Linked DNA regions of Homo sapiens: region 2 is linked to region 1. A link is a loop called in an ENCODE intact Hi-C map of the cell type or tissue named here. Cell type or tissue: IMR-90. All regions are shown on one strand.

Evidence for each region. Hi-C counts contacts between places; a loop is a spot of excess contacts. Peaks named below come from ENCODE experiments on the same cell type or tissue, not always from the same donor. Only the 100,000 strongest peaks of a DNase experiment are listed, where the experiment ranks them.
Region 2: it touches region 1 in a loop (2.2-fold over the local background); 4 of 110 quality-filtered maps call a loop at or near these places.

Annotation. Positions count from the first base shown.
Region 1 is chr11:31,495,531-31,503,530 of GRCh38, forward strand. The region is part of intron 1 of IMMP1L (inner mitochondrial membrane peptidase subunit 1); the gene reads right to left. Among named protein-coding and RNA genes, the nearest start is that of IMMP1L, 10 kb to the right of the region's middle. In IMR-90, no CTCF peak of the experiment used is centred here; a DNase peak (open chromatin) is centred at 4,281.
Region 2 is chr11:31,795,380-31,803,379 of GRCh38, forward strand. PAX6 (paired box 6) reads right to left here. Exons shown (of 14, transcript NM_001368894.2): 5 at 7,325-7,455; 6 at 6,492-6,533; 7 at 6,182-6,397; 8 at 5,312-5,477. Among named protein-coding and RNA genes, the nearest start is that of PAX6, 12 kb to the right of the region's middle. RefSeq lists enhancers at 1-1,494, 3,248-3,785. In IMR-90, a CTCF peak has its summit at 3,462; no DNase peak of the experiment used is centred here; H3K27me3 peaks cover 7,130 bases.

The sequences.
Region 1 (8,000 bases):
GGAAGGCCTCGGGAAACTTACACTCATGGCGAAAGGACTTACACGCTGATTTCAAATGTTGATATTATTATTTTAAGCCCTGAGTCAAAATTTAGTACAAAGTTATAGTAAGCAAAAACGTGGTACTGGCATAATGACAGATCTATAGACCAATGGAATAGAATAAAGAGCACAGAAATAGCATTGACATAAATGGTCAAATGATTTTTGACAAGGGTGCCAAGACCATTCAATGGGGAAAAGGCAGTCTTTTCAACACATGGTATTGAGAAAACTAGATATCAACATAAAAAAGAATGAAGTTGGACTTTTGTCTTACACCATATAAAATTAACTCAAAATAGATCAAAAACCTAAATGGAAGAGCTAAAACTACACAACTCTTGATTGGCCATGATTCATTGAATATGGCAACAAAAACAAAGGTCACAAAAGAAATAAAAATATATAAACTAGACTTTCTCAAATTAAAAACTTTTGAGCAACAAAAAATACTATCACAAGGAGAAAGTATTTGCATATCATACATCTAATTAAGGGTCACGGTCCAGAATATATAAAGAACTCCTATAACTCAAAAACCCGCAAAAAAAAAAAAAACAAAGCCATTACTCAATTCAAAACCGGCAAAGGTTTTCAAAAGACATCTCTCCAGACAAGGTATACAAATGGCCAATAAGCACATGAAAAGATGTTAAACATCCCTAGTCATTAGGGAAATGCATATCAAAACCACAATAAGATATCACATCATATGCATTAGGATGACTATTATCAAAAAAACAGAAAATAACAAATGTTGCTAAGGATGTGGTGAAATTGTAACCCTTCCGCACTCCTGGTGGGAATGCAAAATGGTACAGCCAATGTGGAAAACAGTTTGGTGATACCTTAAAAAGTTAATCATAGAATTTTCATATAATCCAGCAATTCCATTGTATGGTATATACCCAAAGGAAATGAAAACAGAGATTCAAACAGATACTTCTATGCCAATGTTCACTGTAGCACTATTTACAATAGCCAAAGGTAGAAACAACCCAAGAGTCTATCAACAGATGAATGGATAAACAAACTGTGATATATGTGTGTGTGTGTGTGTGTGTATATTATAAATATGTTATCTTATATATATGTTATAACTTTTTAAAATTTTATTATTATTATACTTTAAATTTTAGGGTACATCCTAATGCTAAATGATGTTAATATGTTATAATTTACATATGTAATCTGATATAGGATAATCATATATTATAATAGATAATCCTATATATAACATATATTATACATTATATAATCTATAATTTTATATATCTAAGAGTATATTATATAATCTTATATATATCTGATATATATGATCTTATATCATATATAATACAATCTTATATATTATATACAATGATATATCATCTATTACGTATATCATATATATCATCTATTATATATGATAATCTTATATCATATACTATAATCTTATATAAGATTGCACATGTTACATATATGTATTACATATTATATATATATACACACACAGATGGTCCCTGACTTAGCAATGGTTTCACTTATGATTTTCAACCTTATAATGGGTTTATCAGGGTATTAAATACATTTTCAACTTATGGTATTTTCAACTTAAATTGGGTTTATCAGGACATAACTCCATCATAAGTCAAAGAGCATCTGCAATAGATTATTCAGCCATAAAAAAATGAAGTTTTAATATATGATACAAAATACATGAACTTTGAAAAACATTATGCTAAGTGAAAAATATTATGCAAATATTAACAAGAATATAGTATGATTCCACTTATATGAGGTGCTTATAATAAGTTGGCAAATTCACTGAGAGTAGAATACAGGTTATTAGTGGTTGAAACAAGAGAGAATAACAAGTTACTGCTTCTTGGGTACAATATTTCTTTTCTTTTTTTTTTTTTTTTTTTGAGATGGGAGTCTCGCTCTGTCGCCAGACTGGAGTGCAGTGGTGCGATCTCCGCTCACCGCAACCTCCGCCTCCTGGGTTCAAGCAATTCTCCTGCCTCAGCCTCCCAAGTAGCTGGGACTAGAGGCACGCGCTACCACGCCCAGCTAATTTTTCTATTTTTAGTAGAGACGGGGTTTCAGCATGTTAGCCAGTATGGTCTCGATCTCTTGACCTCGTGATCCGCCTGCCAAAGTGTTGGGATTACAGGCGTGAGCCACTGCACCCGGCGGGGTACAATATTTCTTCTTGAATGATGAAAAAGTTTTAGAAATAGTGGCAATGATTACACAACATTGTAAGTACTCTTAATGTGACTTCACTTATACTTAAAAATGATGAAAGTAGTGAATTTTATGTTACGTATATTTTTATCACACATACACAAATTTTTTTAAAGGGCTCAAAACCTTGAGCCAGTTCAGAGGGCAGACACAAATACTTCAGTTAGAAAATCAAAACTGGGCTACTGATAAGTAGTAAAGTGAACATATTCCAATGCTCAGTGAGAGAAAAACGATCGTCATGTATGATGATAATCTATTAATTTTCATGTGAGTTGATTTAGGAAATGTTAATAGAAAAAACATAATTTGCTTTATATTCTTAAAAAATCCAACCTTAGAATACCAAATGGACTATAAAATTATTTTCAAATCTTTAATTTTGACTAATGGAAAAATTGTAATACCAAATGACCTTTAATGTTATTCTTTGAACCTTTCACTTTGGGAAATAAAAAATATAATAAGCAGAACTATAAAATTAAAATTCTAAAGGTTTTAAGAAGGAAATATTTTTAAATTACAAAGGATTCTGTTTCACCACTGGACAACACTGTTATAAAGTTCTTTAATCTGGGTTGAAACTGAAATTTCTATGCCCTGGAGAAACAAAGAGGTCTAATTTTTTTTTGACAGGATTAAAACAAGTCTTATGAAACTCAAAATCTTTCACCTCCCAGCTACCTATATTCCAGTTACTACCTCAATTGCTTTCCCATCACTTTTTCTCACCATATTAATCACTCTGAATATATACCTATTTTAGCAGAGCAAATATGCTTCATGTTTTATGCTAATATCCATAAACTGGCTACATAAAAAGCTACCCTGAGGAGGAAACTAAGCCTGTATTTGGACTGAAGTGGAAAATAGTGGATAAGAGTATGAATTCTGTAGTCAGACAGGCTAGCTCTATTGTGAATCCTAGATCTTCCACTTACGAGCTTTCTGACCTAGATAGAACAAGTTACTTATCCTTTATGTGACTCCATTAACTTCTGAACACACTCATCTATAAAATGTGTGAGGATTAAATAATATATAAAGCATTCACAACATTACAGGGACTACAATAGGCATTCAACAAAAACATTACTTAATATAATTAATCACCAATACATCCATGGAGAGAGGAGTGGAGATACTGAAGAAGATACTAAAGAAGATACTTTACATTTCAGTTTTACCATGTGTCTTTTGATTCAAATATCATGCCTAAATGGGATTCTGGTTCAAAACTGCAGATAAATTTACTGCTACTCTCTTCAAAAACTACACGGAGGGCCGGGCGAGGTGGCTTACACTGTAATCCCAGCACTTTGGAAGGCCAAGGTGCACGGATCACGAGGTCAGGAGATCAAGACCATCCTGGCTAAAATGGTGAAACCCGGTCTCTACTAAAAATACAAAAAAATTAGCTGGGCGTGGTGGCGGGCACCTGTAGTCCCAGCTACTCAAGAGGCTGAGGCAGGAAAATGGCGTGAACCCGGGACGCGGAGCTTGCAGTGAGCTGAGATCACGTCATTGCACTCCAGCCTGGGCGACAGAGTGAGACTCCGTATCAAAAAACAAAACAAAACAAAACAAAACAAAAAACACTACACTGAAACGACAGTACGTTTTAAAAAATAAATAGAAATAAATGCTGAGAAAAGGAGTGAAAGGCACACTAGAGATTTTGAAGAATTTCTGGAAGACCAGGCATATAAAATCATAGTGATAGGTTTGGATGGAGCGAATGACAGTCCAGATATGGTTAGCAAATTATAGTTCACAGGGTAAATCTCCCAGCCCATCACATGCTTTTGCATTTTTTAAAGGGCTGAAAGACTAAAGCAGCAGCATATTTTTTATAACATGTGAAAACTACATGAAATTCAAATTTCAGTGTCCACAAAGTGTTATTAAAACACAGCCATACTCATTTGTTAATGTTATTTCTGGCTACTTTCCCATGGAAGAGTTAAGAGGTCATATTACCCGCAAAACCTAAAATATTTACCATCTGGTCCCAGAAAATGTATGCCCACCCCTAGCCAAGCACAAACATGAGAATGCTTCAGGAAGATGAGACGCTTCTTCCTGTGACTCCAAAGGGGTTCTGAGCTAAAATCAGCAGTTCTGGAGGCTAACTTCTTAAATAAATAAATAAATAAATAAATAAATAAATAAATAAATAAAGTGTAATCTGCCTGAGAAGAATTTGGTCTCCAAGTATGGAGGTTGGAGAGCTAGGTTAGGGGCCTCCTCATCTGGCTATTAGAGAACGACTGGTCTGTGTACTTGCTCCTTGATTATGCACATTAAAGCAAAGTACACCAATAAATTAAGTCCTACCAACCCACAAGAAAATTGGTCAGTCTTTTTTTTTCCATTTAGGCTAAAGATTTGATGGGAAAACAAAGAAAGAGAAAACCCACTCCAGTTACTATATTATTCCACTGGTCCTTCACTTATCAACATGAATAAAGAGCCAACATTTAAGGAAAACACGAGCATGAGAAAGAAGGTCCATAATGAAAATAATTAGTCTGAATAAGCAACCCTGGAGAAATCAGAGGTAATTCAGGGAGGAAAAAAAATTCTATGTCTCTGTAAAACAAGAGATATAGAATTAAAAGAACAGAGTTTAAACATAAAATATATGCCTGTCTGCCACCACCTTCTCCCATTCAGAAAAAATAGAAAAGGTGGAGAAAAAGTTGAAGAGGAACAATCCAAAGGAGTTAATCTTCCTAAACTTTCAGGAAAAGACACTCCTCTCTCCCCTCCAAAAATCTGTTCCACATATGCACACACACACACACACAAACACACACACACACACTCCCCAAAGAGAGGGTGTTGAAAGGACTCGGAACACAGGGCAAATGAAATAAAAATACATAAAGCTGTAGACACTTTTTTTTTTCAACCTAGAGCAGAGGTTGCCAAACTAGGGCCCATGAGTCAAATTCAGCAGACTCTGTTTTAGCCAATAAAGTTTTACTGGGACAAAGTCATGCTCATTCATATACATGTTATCTGTGACTGCTTTTGTGCTCTCACAGCGAGTTGAAAAGTTGTAACAGAGACCATATGGACTACAAGGCCTAAAATATTTACTATTTGGTCTTTTATAGAAAAAGGTTGCCAAAGCTTGATCTAAAGCTGTGTGATTTAATATAGTACAAACTAGCCACATGCAGCTGTTTAAATAAATAACTTAAAATAACTAAAATTAAATAAGATTAAAATTCAGTTCCTCTGTCATATCAGTCACATTTTAAGTACTCTATAACCATACGTGTTTAATGACTATTGTACTGGACAGTGCAGATACAGAACATTTCCATCAACATAGGAGGTTCTACTGGACAGGGTTCATCTGGGTATTACAATAGATTATTGTAACTGCATTTTAATTACTGCTTTAACAATTGCTACACTGAAAAAACATACCTAAGTGCTACAGTCTGAATGTGTCCCCCAAAAAGCATGTGTTGAAAATTTAATTCCCAGTGCAATAGTGTTGAGAGGTGAGGCTAAATGGGAGGTGTTTAGGTCTGAGGGCTCCACCCTCATGAATGGATTAATGAAAATTATAAATGAGATTGAGGCTGAGAGTTGACTCTTGTTCTCTCTTGCTCTCTCTTGGGCCACTCCACTATGTGATAACACAGCAAGGACACCCTCGCTGGATACCAGCCCCTCAATCTTGGACTTCCCAGTTTCCTGAATTGTGAGCCAATATATTTCTGTTCATTATACATTACCCAGTCTCAGGTATTCTGTTACAGCAACACAGAATAGAATAAGACACTCAGAAGCAGGAAGAAGAAATACATTTAGAAAAAGACAGAAATTAGGGGTTTTAGAAATGAAAATAATGGCCGAGCATGGTGGCTCATGCCTGTAATCCCAGCACTTTGGGAGGCCGAGGCAGGTGGATCACTTGAGGCCAGGAGTTTGAGCCCAGCCTGGCCAAAACAGTGAAACCCCATCTCTACAAATAAATAAATAAATAAATAAATAAATAAATAAATAAATAGCTGGGCATGGTAACACATGCTTGTAACCCCAGCTACTTGGAAGGCTGAAGCATGAGAATTACTTGAACCTGGGAGGTGGAGGTTACAGTGAGCCAAGATCATGCCACTGCACTCCAGCCTGGGCAACAGAGTAAGACTGTCTCAAAAAAAAAAGAAAAAGAAAAAGAAATGAAAATAATTAATGCATACATCAAAGACCTTGTTGTATGAAAATATCACCGAAATAGATATTTTTAAAGTCCTTCAAAGTCAGAGAGAAAAAATCCGAACTGAGAGAAAATTCAAAGATATAGTACTACAAATGAGAAACTAAATTTGAACATAGATGTGGAAGAGATTATAATTCAAGGTTGAGAATGTAATGAATGCTATCACATTTGAAAGTAATAATAAAGTTTCCTACGAAAACAGAATTCAAAAAGAGGTAGAATAATTATATAGAACAAGAGCCATTAGTAATTTTTTAAATTATGTAATAAATGGATCCAATTTGGTTCTGAGTTAATGAAAATAATGTTTGCTAGGATATCCAACTTTCATTTTATCCTGCAAGAAATTCATCAAAACATACTTCATATCCAGACTCTTAAACTAAGAAACAGTAGTCAAAATAATAAATTTCACTCTAACACTACCCATTGGTCCAGGATTTATTTATTTCTTTAGAGAGGAGCTTCAGGAGCCTGTGGGACCCTTCGGGCAAAATCAGTAGATGTGATTTTTTCATATGAAATAGTTTTAAATATTTGGCCTACTCCCAGGCTTCCATAATTATTCAAACCGAAGGGAAATTGATCACATCTCAGCAGAAATGTCCACGATAATTAGAACATCACACATGCTTTAACACAGTAGCTTTATGTCTATGAGACTCTGGTTGACACGTGAAAGGAACACCAGTCAGCCGTTATTTAATTCCTCATGTTGGCTACATGCAAATATGGAGAAAAGTCCCAGACTGAATGACATACAAATGTTGGGCCAGTCTCTGAAATTTCTTTTCTTTTTTTGCTAAAAATTTTAATGTTTTTGTGTTGACCATTAAAAACACTTTGTTTGCCTTTATTTTTTCTTGTAGACAGATTTACTTGACAAATCTCCTTGAACTAAAACCCTTGGACACATTTACCCTATTACACTGCACATTCTAACACATGACTATACAATGGCTTTTTAAGTTTTAATTTAAATACCCCAGTTTTCCATTTATACTTTAAAATCCACTAAAATTATAATGAATATAAGTACTCATTTGCCCTGGTCAGTCCCAGCTTACTCCTGCTTTCCTAGCATCCAATATAATTCAGTATTTCAGTACTTTCAAAAGTGTCCTAAATAATCTACAGATCAAAGAGAAAATCAAAACAAAAAGTAGTAAATATTTTGAAATAAATGATGAAAACATAAAATGCCATAAGTTATAGGAGCAGCTAGTGCACGCTCTTAACTACATACGGTATATTAGAAAAGGCAGAAAATCAATAATTAAGCTTTTAGTATAAGAAGGCGGAACAAACAAAGCCTTAGCAAATCAAAATGAAGGAATGTAGAAGGAAATAAATGATAAATAAATAGTAATCGATTAAACAGAAAGTAGAAAGTAAAGACTGAGAAAAACCAATAAAGCCAAATTTGAGTATTTTTAAAGATTACGTGAAAAATCCCTAGCAAAATTAACAATGAAGAAAAAAAGGAAAA
Region 2 (8,000 bases), 300 kb after region 1:
TATGAGTGCGCTTCGCCTTGACACCTATTACGAGCACAGCTGTAATTATATCATCACCAAGAACAGGCTATAATTGCTGAAAATGGAATTTTATATTTAGATAAAAGGACTGTCCATTCTTTGTAATGTGTTGCACCAGAGAAAAGTAAGATTTCTTTTAAATTTTTAACGTGTAATTTTAAAAAAGAAATAGTAGAGAGTTCACTAACTAGCTAAATATTCTATGCTGCAGCTGAATCTTTGGCATATCATTTAAGTGGTACATTTTTAATTAGGGCATTTCCACCACTTTGAATGTAACTTCTATCATTATACAGGGGGAAAGTTTTATGGTTTTCCCTTGCTGCCTGGAGGGCAAGATGTGCACTTGGGCTAGCTGGCTCCCGGCTTGCACCTTGCCTGTAAGGCCACAGTGAAGGGAAGCAGGATTGCCTAAACTCTGACTGGGCCTCCAGGGCCACTACAGGCTGGGTCCTGGGTCTGGGGTCCTGAAATGACCCCCAAGGGATACCAGCATGGGCTACCCACCTCCCTATCCTCAAAACTTGGCCAGAGGCGGGGTGGAGGGGCCCCTAGGAGCGCCTTGGTGGGAATCGACTTGGCCAGGAATATTATTTATAACCAGGAGACAATAGGCTGCGCCTTCAAAGAGTTCAGGGAATTGTGACAGGATCTAGTGGGATCTTTTCAGGAACTTTGAAATGTTTTAAAACCCCAACTTTCTCCCCCATTTAAACAGGCGGATTCATCGGCACTGGCCACCATATGGGCCCTTGGAGATCTATTGAGATGACCACCAACACTTGAATAGCGAGGGGCTGCTTTTCAGCGCTGCACAATGCCCCGCGAGTAAGGGAAACTATTAAACTCCTGGGGCAGGAGCGTTGGCAAACTTTCGTGGGCAGAATTTTGAGGCTACAATGAGCGCGGACAACAAAAGGATTCTCTTGAGGCGTGCAGCGGGCCACATTGTGTTACAAGAAGCCCAGTCAACAGACTTTTCAGTGAAGTGTGTTAACCCCTCTGCTCTGCTATCATTAATCACTGTCCGAAGAGCGGGCGCCTCCGTGCTATTTAGGGCGCTTGGCTGGGGGGATGGAGGGTGGATGGGGGGGCCAGGGCCCAGCATGGGGGGAGGCAGGGAGAGTGGACGGGGACCAGGGCTGGGTTCCTACATAGAGGAGATGGAGGGGAGGCAGGATGGAAACCAGCGGTGGGGGTGGAAGCAAGGGGGAAGGATTGGGGGGCCTGGGTTAGGGGAAAGACAGAGGGCGATGGAGGGAAAAAGAGGGCGATGGAGGGGAAAAGAAGGCTCAAAAAACATAGAGGCTAGAAAGGTATTTTTAAAAAAGGACAGAAAAGAATGCTGAGAGGAAAAAGAGACACGAGGGCCGAACAAGAGTGGGAGAGAGAGGAAAAGGAGGATGAGGGCCAGAGAATATTAGTAACTGAGCCCCATCTGGACTCTGGGTCTTTGCACTCCATCAGAAAGGTGGGGGTCGAGGAGGGCTACTTAGCTGAGGGAGACGCGCTCCGCTCACGTGTGCGGGCACAAGCGTCTGTGCTAATTTACTGCCCCAAGTTTCCGGGGACTTTTCAAAGCGTTTTTCAAGGGAAGAAATGAAGCGACCACCCCCACCCCTCGCTTTATTTTCGGGTTTGGTGAAGAAGGAAGACTGGAAATAGCTCCTTTTGGCCAACTAGAAAGGCCGGAGGGTTATTGCTTTTGGAAAACAGACAAAAATCTGTGCACATCTGGTATGGGGTGGGGGACACTGAGGAGAACACAATGCCCATCTCCCCATGGCCACTCATGCCCATGCCTTCCTAGGGGCCCCATCTCGGTCCCTTTTCTGGCACATTCGATCTCGCCAATTAAACAAAGTTGCCCGAATCTGCCTCCGAAGAACCCCGCCGATAGCATGCTCTGCTCTCATTTGCCTCTTTGACATTTTCTTAATTTTAAAACATGGAGATTCACATTCTTATCCATGTTCTGTCTCACACAAACATACACACGGGTTTACACAGGCAGCACGCGATCGCCGCCAGGCCCTGTGCTGCCTCCAGAACTGACACTTAAGAGAGAAAAGTCAGCAGGGACAGTAGAGCTCAATTTTAAATCTGGAAAAAAAAAAAAAAAAAAAAAAGATGGGAAGCGGGGATTGGAATTCCACAGCAAAAAGAAACCTGTCGCTGCAGGATCCCTTCTCTACCCCGCGGGGAGAGCGGCACGGAGACAGTTCATTACTTTAGAAGTGGCAACTGTTTGCAGCCAGGCGGTGACCTAGCGGCTGCTCTTACATAAAATGGGTACATTTCCCCCCACTTTAGTGGATTTGCCTTCCACTCTTAAAGCTTTTAACAAAATAAAACTAGAAGTTGGATCTCGACTCCCCCACCCCCACGATAAACCTAAGTGGTGGACAATTAAGATATCTTCTTCAAAAGGCGCCCCCTCGGAGCCGCGCAAAGCAGGGGCCTTCAGTGGGTGCCGTTCACCTTCCAGCCTAATCCGTGAGAAAGCGAGTGAAAGCGCCTCCCATTATCCCAGCCCCAGGACCATCTGACGATGGGAATAGGATTTGTTTCCTGGAAGGAGGTGAGAGAGAGAGAGAGAGAGAGAGACAGAGAGAGAGTTGCTGGGAAATAAAATCATTCCTTAGTTTCTTAGTGTCTTAATCAGTGAGGCGGAAAACAAGCAAGAAAAGATAGCAACCCGGTTGCGGCACCTTTTCAGCTCTGGAGCGCGGATCAAAACATTGTAGCATCTGTTGAAAGAGAGGCTGACTAAATCCTATAGAGGGCTTGGGTATTATGGGGGGTGGGGGTGGGGTGAGGGGAGGAGATAAGAAAAAGTGTCTCCGTGATCCCTAAAACCACCAAATCGCCGGAGAATTGGGGCTGGATAGAGTTGTCTCTTGTTGTTGTCAGCCCACGTCGTCGCGATTTTATTCACCGCCGCATGGCGTTGATCAGATGGAAACCATATTTGTCTCCCTCTGAGACCTAACCCCCGCCTTATGCTTTTGGAGTATGGACTCTTTAAAACCCAAGAAAGGCTTCCTGGGCTGGGAAAGGGGGCTAGGGAGGGAGGGGGACCCTCTTAGCACCAAAAAGTCTGAGGATTCCCCGGGAACGTGAAGCGAAGCTCACCACCGGTGCCCGCTACCCCCACGCCGGCAACTCTGTGCTTCGTTTGGCCCACGTGTCCTCCCCACGCAACTAGGGGCGACGGTCCTGTGCCTGAGGTGACAATCACCCCCCAAAAACCTCACTTGCGGGTGGGGGGGTGGTGATTGCCAGTTGACCCAGAATTTTCTAGCAACTAGGCGCGTTAAAGTGAAAAGCCCCTGGACTAGCTCCACCTCCGGCCCCAACCATCACAGGCGGACCCTAGCTGATTTGACTCTCACTTCCCGCCCTCAGACTGCCGGCGACGAAAATCCGCCCGAATCGGGCGCCACCTCTGGTGGAAGCTGCTGTCCTCGGCTTCTGCCCAACTCCAAGAAGCGGAAGGGGGGTGTATCCTGCGCCCCAAGCTCATGGGAGCCCACGCACCGGGGAGAGCCCGGAGTGGAGGCTCTGGGCTCAGCCCTCCCAGGCCTAGGCCACCGTGCCCTGAGTCCCTCCCCAAGACTTCTCGGACTAAGTGGGCCAGACTCTTGTCAGGGGAGGGATCACCAGGACCTCAGATTGCTGGGGGCGGAGGGGTGGACGCTCGTGAGTGCGAAGTTCGGGTGTCACTTGGGTGTGTCCAGTGTCTACAAGTGGGAATCCTACGGTTTCAAAAGTCAGGCAGGGATGGGGTTGCCTACACTCGGTGGGGTCAATCGCTAGTCTCACCAGAGGCGGGAGCGGGCCTGGGGGCCCTCTGAGCTCGCGGAGGCGGCGGGTTCGGGGCCCGTGCGGGCGGGGTCGCCCAGGGGAGCCCGGGCCCCGCGCGTCAGGAGGCCTCCGCCGGCCGAGCGGCCGCGCTGGGAAACAAGAAGCGAGCGCTTTGCTCCCTATCTTCCCAGTGTCCGTCCTATATTGTTTTCTGCTCTTAAAACTGACATGTCTAATTGGCAATTGGTGCCGAATCGTGTCCAGAGGTCTCTTGTGGAACATTTCTACAGCTGTCTCCTTCAACTAGACGCTTATTCATGTCGCCTTAATGAGAAACAAAACGTTCTCTAATGAGCAATTACAGAGCGACAGGATTGTTCCCATAACAAATTCTTGCGAGTGACAGAAGCATCCTTTGTACCAGATATTTCGCATACTGTTACCGATTTTCCCTTCCCTCGCCCGACTCCATGGAGGCGCCGGGCATCCGGAGCCGGTCCGAGAGCTCACGGATGCGCCGGCAGCCTCCTCGCAGTCCCGCGCGCCGCCCCTGGCCCCGAGCCCCTCGGCTCCGTTGTGCTCCTGGGAGTGAGACGCCACGTCCCATTATCCCGCATATTATCTCCTTGTCACGAGGACAACAAATACCGATTAATCTTCGGAGTAAACTGTTTCCTATTCTTGACCAAGCTACCTCGGGGTGTGGAGGGGAGCGGAGGGGAGCCAACTGACCCTCCCCTCCGCCCCACCCCCCCCATCCCCCGCTCTTCTTCCTCCAGCCCTTCTCACAGAACCTGGGGTGTTTCAGGTCCCATCTCTCCTCCCAGACCAGAGCGGCTCCCGGCATCCCGCCGTCCTGCTCACAGTATCTTCACCTCACCACTTCCACATAGTCGCCACCCACAGAGAGTGAGAAAGTGGGACCCAGAGGGGCGAACGGGGGAGGGGCAAGGATAGTGGGGTGGTTTTAGTTGGGAGACCACCACTTCCAATGCCCCATCCCCGACTCGCCCTGCATCTCCCTGCTCACCTTTTCATGTGCACCCTACTCATAGTCACATAATTTGTCAATTACAGCAAAAAGCAACAGGATACAATTATGTTAACCTCGCAGTCTGTCAGTGCGTTATCTTGTCACACTTCTACAAGGGGGCTCTCCCTGCATTCTAATGTCAAATTTGAATAGTGCACCACGCAGCTCGTTCTTATGCACACAGTGCTGCCCACAAACACACACACGCACCCACCAGCCACCTTCATACCGCTCCTGACATACACAACCCTCACATTCCCAGGCCAACAAAATGGTTCAACAAACACCACCTACATACAATGTGGTCGATGTGTCCCAGGCCTTCAAATGCAGTCTCACCCATGACATTCCCCAAGCATGGAAGCCCTGAGAGGAAATGGTTGGGAGAGTAGGGGACAGGCAAAGGGATGCACATATGGAGAGCTGCGTGGATGGCTGCTTGGGTTTTACCTTGCGTAGGTTGCCCTGGCACCGAAGTCCCCGGATACCAACCAGGGCGGGTGCCCCAGCTTCCGGTCTGCCCGTTCAACATCCTTAGTTTATCATACATGCCGTCTGCGCCCATCTGTTGCTTTTCGCTAGCCAGGTTGCGAAGAACTCTGTTTATTGATGACACCTGCAAATCAAACCAAAATCAAACCAAATGGTAGTGTCTCCTGAAGACACAGTCACCCATCTCAGCTCACCCACAACCTTAAAAAGCAACTCTCAACCCGTTAAAAAGCTCCCAGCCACCCCGGGACAGTGGGTGGATTTGCAGATACACCGTGGAAAAAATGATAGCTATCACTTTGGGCATGGAAATTTAGTTGGATAGAGAATTGGGCGGAGGGGGTCCTTCACCATTGCTTGGTGTCTCTGGTGACCTAACTCACACGGTTGCTTTGCTTTGTTAAAAGACTGCCCGAAAATAAAAACTATTTAGACTTGTTGTAAAGCTTTCTTTCATTATATTGTTTAATATTAGGATGGAAATGGATGTGTGACACCTGAAGGAAAGTTCTGGCAGGTGGATTAGGACGAAGTTACAATCTGGTTCTCATTTTCCTTCTTCATTCAAGTGCCTTTCCCTGGTGCCTCCGCCCTCTGTTTTGCAGCATGCAAATGAAGTGAATGACTCCCCACACTTGACTCCCATTTTCCAGACAGTCAAAGAAAAGTCAGGGCATTCCTCTCTGTTCCCCCAGGTACAAAGGAGACAAATGTGGAGCAGGGAGAGGACACAGACTAAGAGACAGTGGAGAGAGAGGGTGGGAGGAGGTAAAGAGGAGAGAGCATTGGGCTTAGGGCAGGGAGGGCAGATGTTCTCAATGAACTTACGCTTGGTATGTTATCGTTGGTACAGACCCCCTCGGACAGTAATCTGTCTCGGATTTCCCAAGCAAAGATGGACGGGCACTCCCGCTTATACTGGGCTATTTTGCTTACAACTTCTGGAGTCGCTACTCTCGGTTTACTACCACCGATTGCCCTGGGTCTGATGGAGCCAGTCTCGTAATACCTGCCCAGAATTTTACTCACACATCCGTTGGACACCTGCATAGGGGAAGTGGACAGAAAACCACATTATTAATAATTTCAAGACAAAAATAAAATTGTTTAAGTATGCATTAAACAATGACAAGCTTACGTTTTGATTGTCCAGCACTTGGACTTTTGCATCTGCATGGGTCTATAACACAAAAATATACCTTCAATGGTATGAGAACTTACTGTAGAGAGCTTTTTTTCTTAAAATTACATTTGTAGCCCTAAAAACTACAAATATGATGATACTTTCAAACAATTTGAACTAAAAAACGAATTTAAAAGCTTTTTTTAAAAAAAAAACTTTTCTTAAACACTGCCTGAAGATGCATCAAAACGAAGTAGATAAATTTATTTTTGTGCTGACCTTGCTTAAAGTGGCGTTATGTTTTAAAGAACAAAGGTAAAAAATAAACTGATTTTTTTACTTCTTCTTCTTTAAAAAATACTCAATTGAGTAAATGTGAGTTAGGGAGGAGTAAATAGCATTTGCCTTTTAAAATCAATATATATTATTCATAAACATGAAGAATAAACAAATACCTCAAAAGCTGAGGTAAGCATGGGCTGGGGAGAGCAGAATGAAATTATGCCGGTTTATATAACTCAGCTTATTACGGTTCATAAACTGTTCCCACAATGAATGTCTTTACCAAATAAAAAGAGAAAGATTTTTTTAAAAAAATCCGCACACAATATTTTTCTGAAGCAGATGAGTTATCTTATGTAACTGACCCAGGTTGAAAGAGATAGGGAAGGATGGTGGAAGGAGAGGGGAAAGTGGGAAGGCAGGGGAGTGGGTGGGGGGACTGGGGACTGGGGTGGGTGAGGGTGGGGGGGTCCATAATTAGCATCGTTTACAGTAAGAAATGAAGAGAGGGCGTTGAGAGTGGAGGGCCGCGGGGGCGGCGAGTGGGGCGGCGCCGGGAGGATCACCTGCAGAATTCGGGAAATGTCGCACGGCCGGGCCCCGCTGTGAGCTAGCTCTACAATCTTCTGCCGGGTGGAGTCCGGCAGTGGCCGCCCGTTGACAAAGACACCACCGAGCTGATTCACTCCGCTGTGACCTGAGGAAAGGGAGAGGAGAGGAAAGGGGAAAAGAAGAGAAGAGAGCAGAGTGAAGAGGAAGAAGAGGGAGAAGAAGGAAGAGGAAGATGAGGGAGAACAAGAACAGAAAGGAGAGGAGGAAGGGGAAGAGGAAGAAGGAGAGGAGGAGGAGACAACCACAATGCATCCTCATCCCCCTGCCAACCTGTGCCAACCTCGGCGGTCAGTTCCCTGCTATCGATCAAATAAAGGACAACAGGACCACCAGCCATGCCAGACATCGGGCAGCCCAGTCCAAGCAACCGTGCCCCTGCCCACTGTACTGCAGCAGCAACACAGAGTCAGACACATGCCAAGGAACAAGTACACATGGACCTCACTACAGCCATAACCCCAGCAGTGTCCCCAGCCCACTGCCCCTCTTCATAAACACTGCAGCCAGCCTCTGAACCCACAAAGCGCTAAGAACCGGCTCTATAAATCTCCCAAAGATCCCCTCTGAGTGTCACCGCAAACCATGGGTTCTACAGATCCCACACTGAACCTTCAAGGTCTCTGCAGTGTT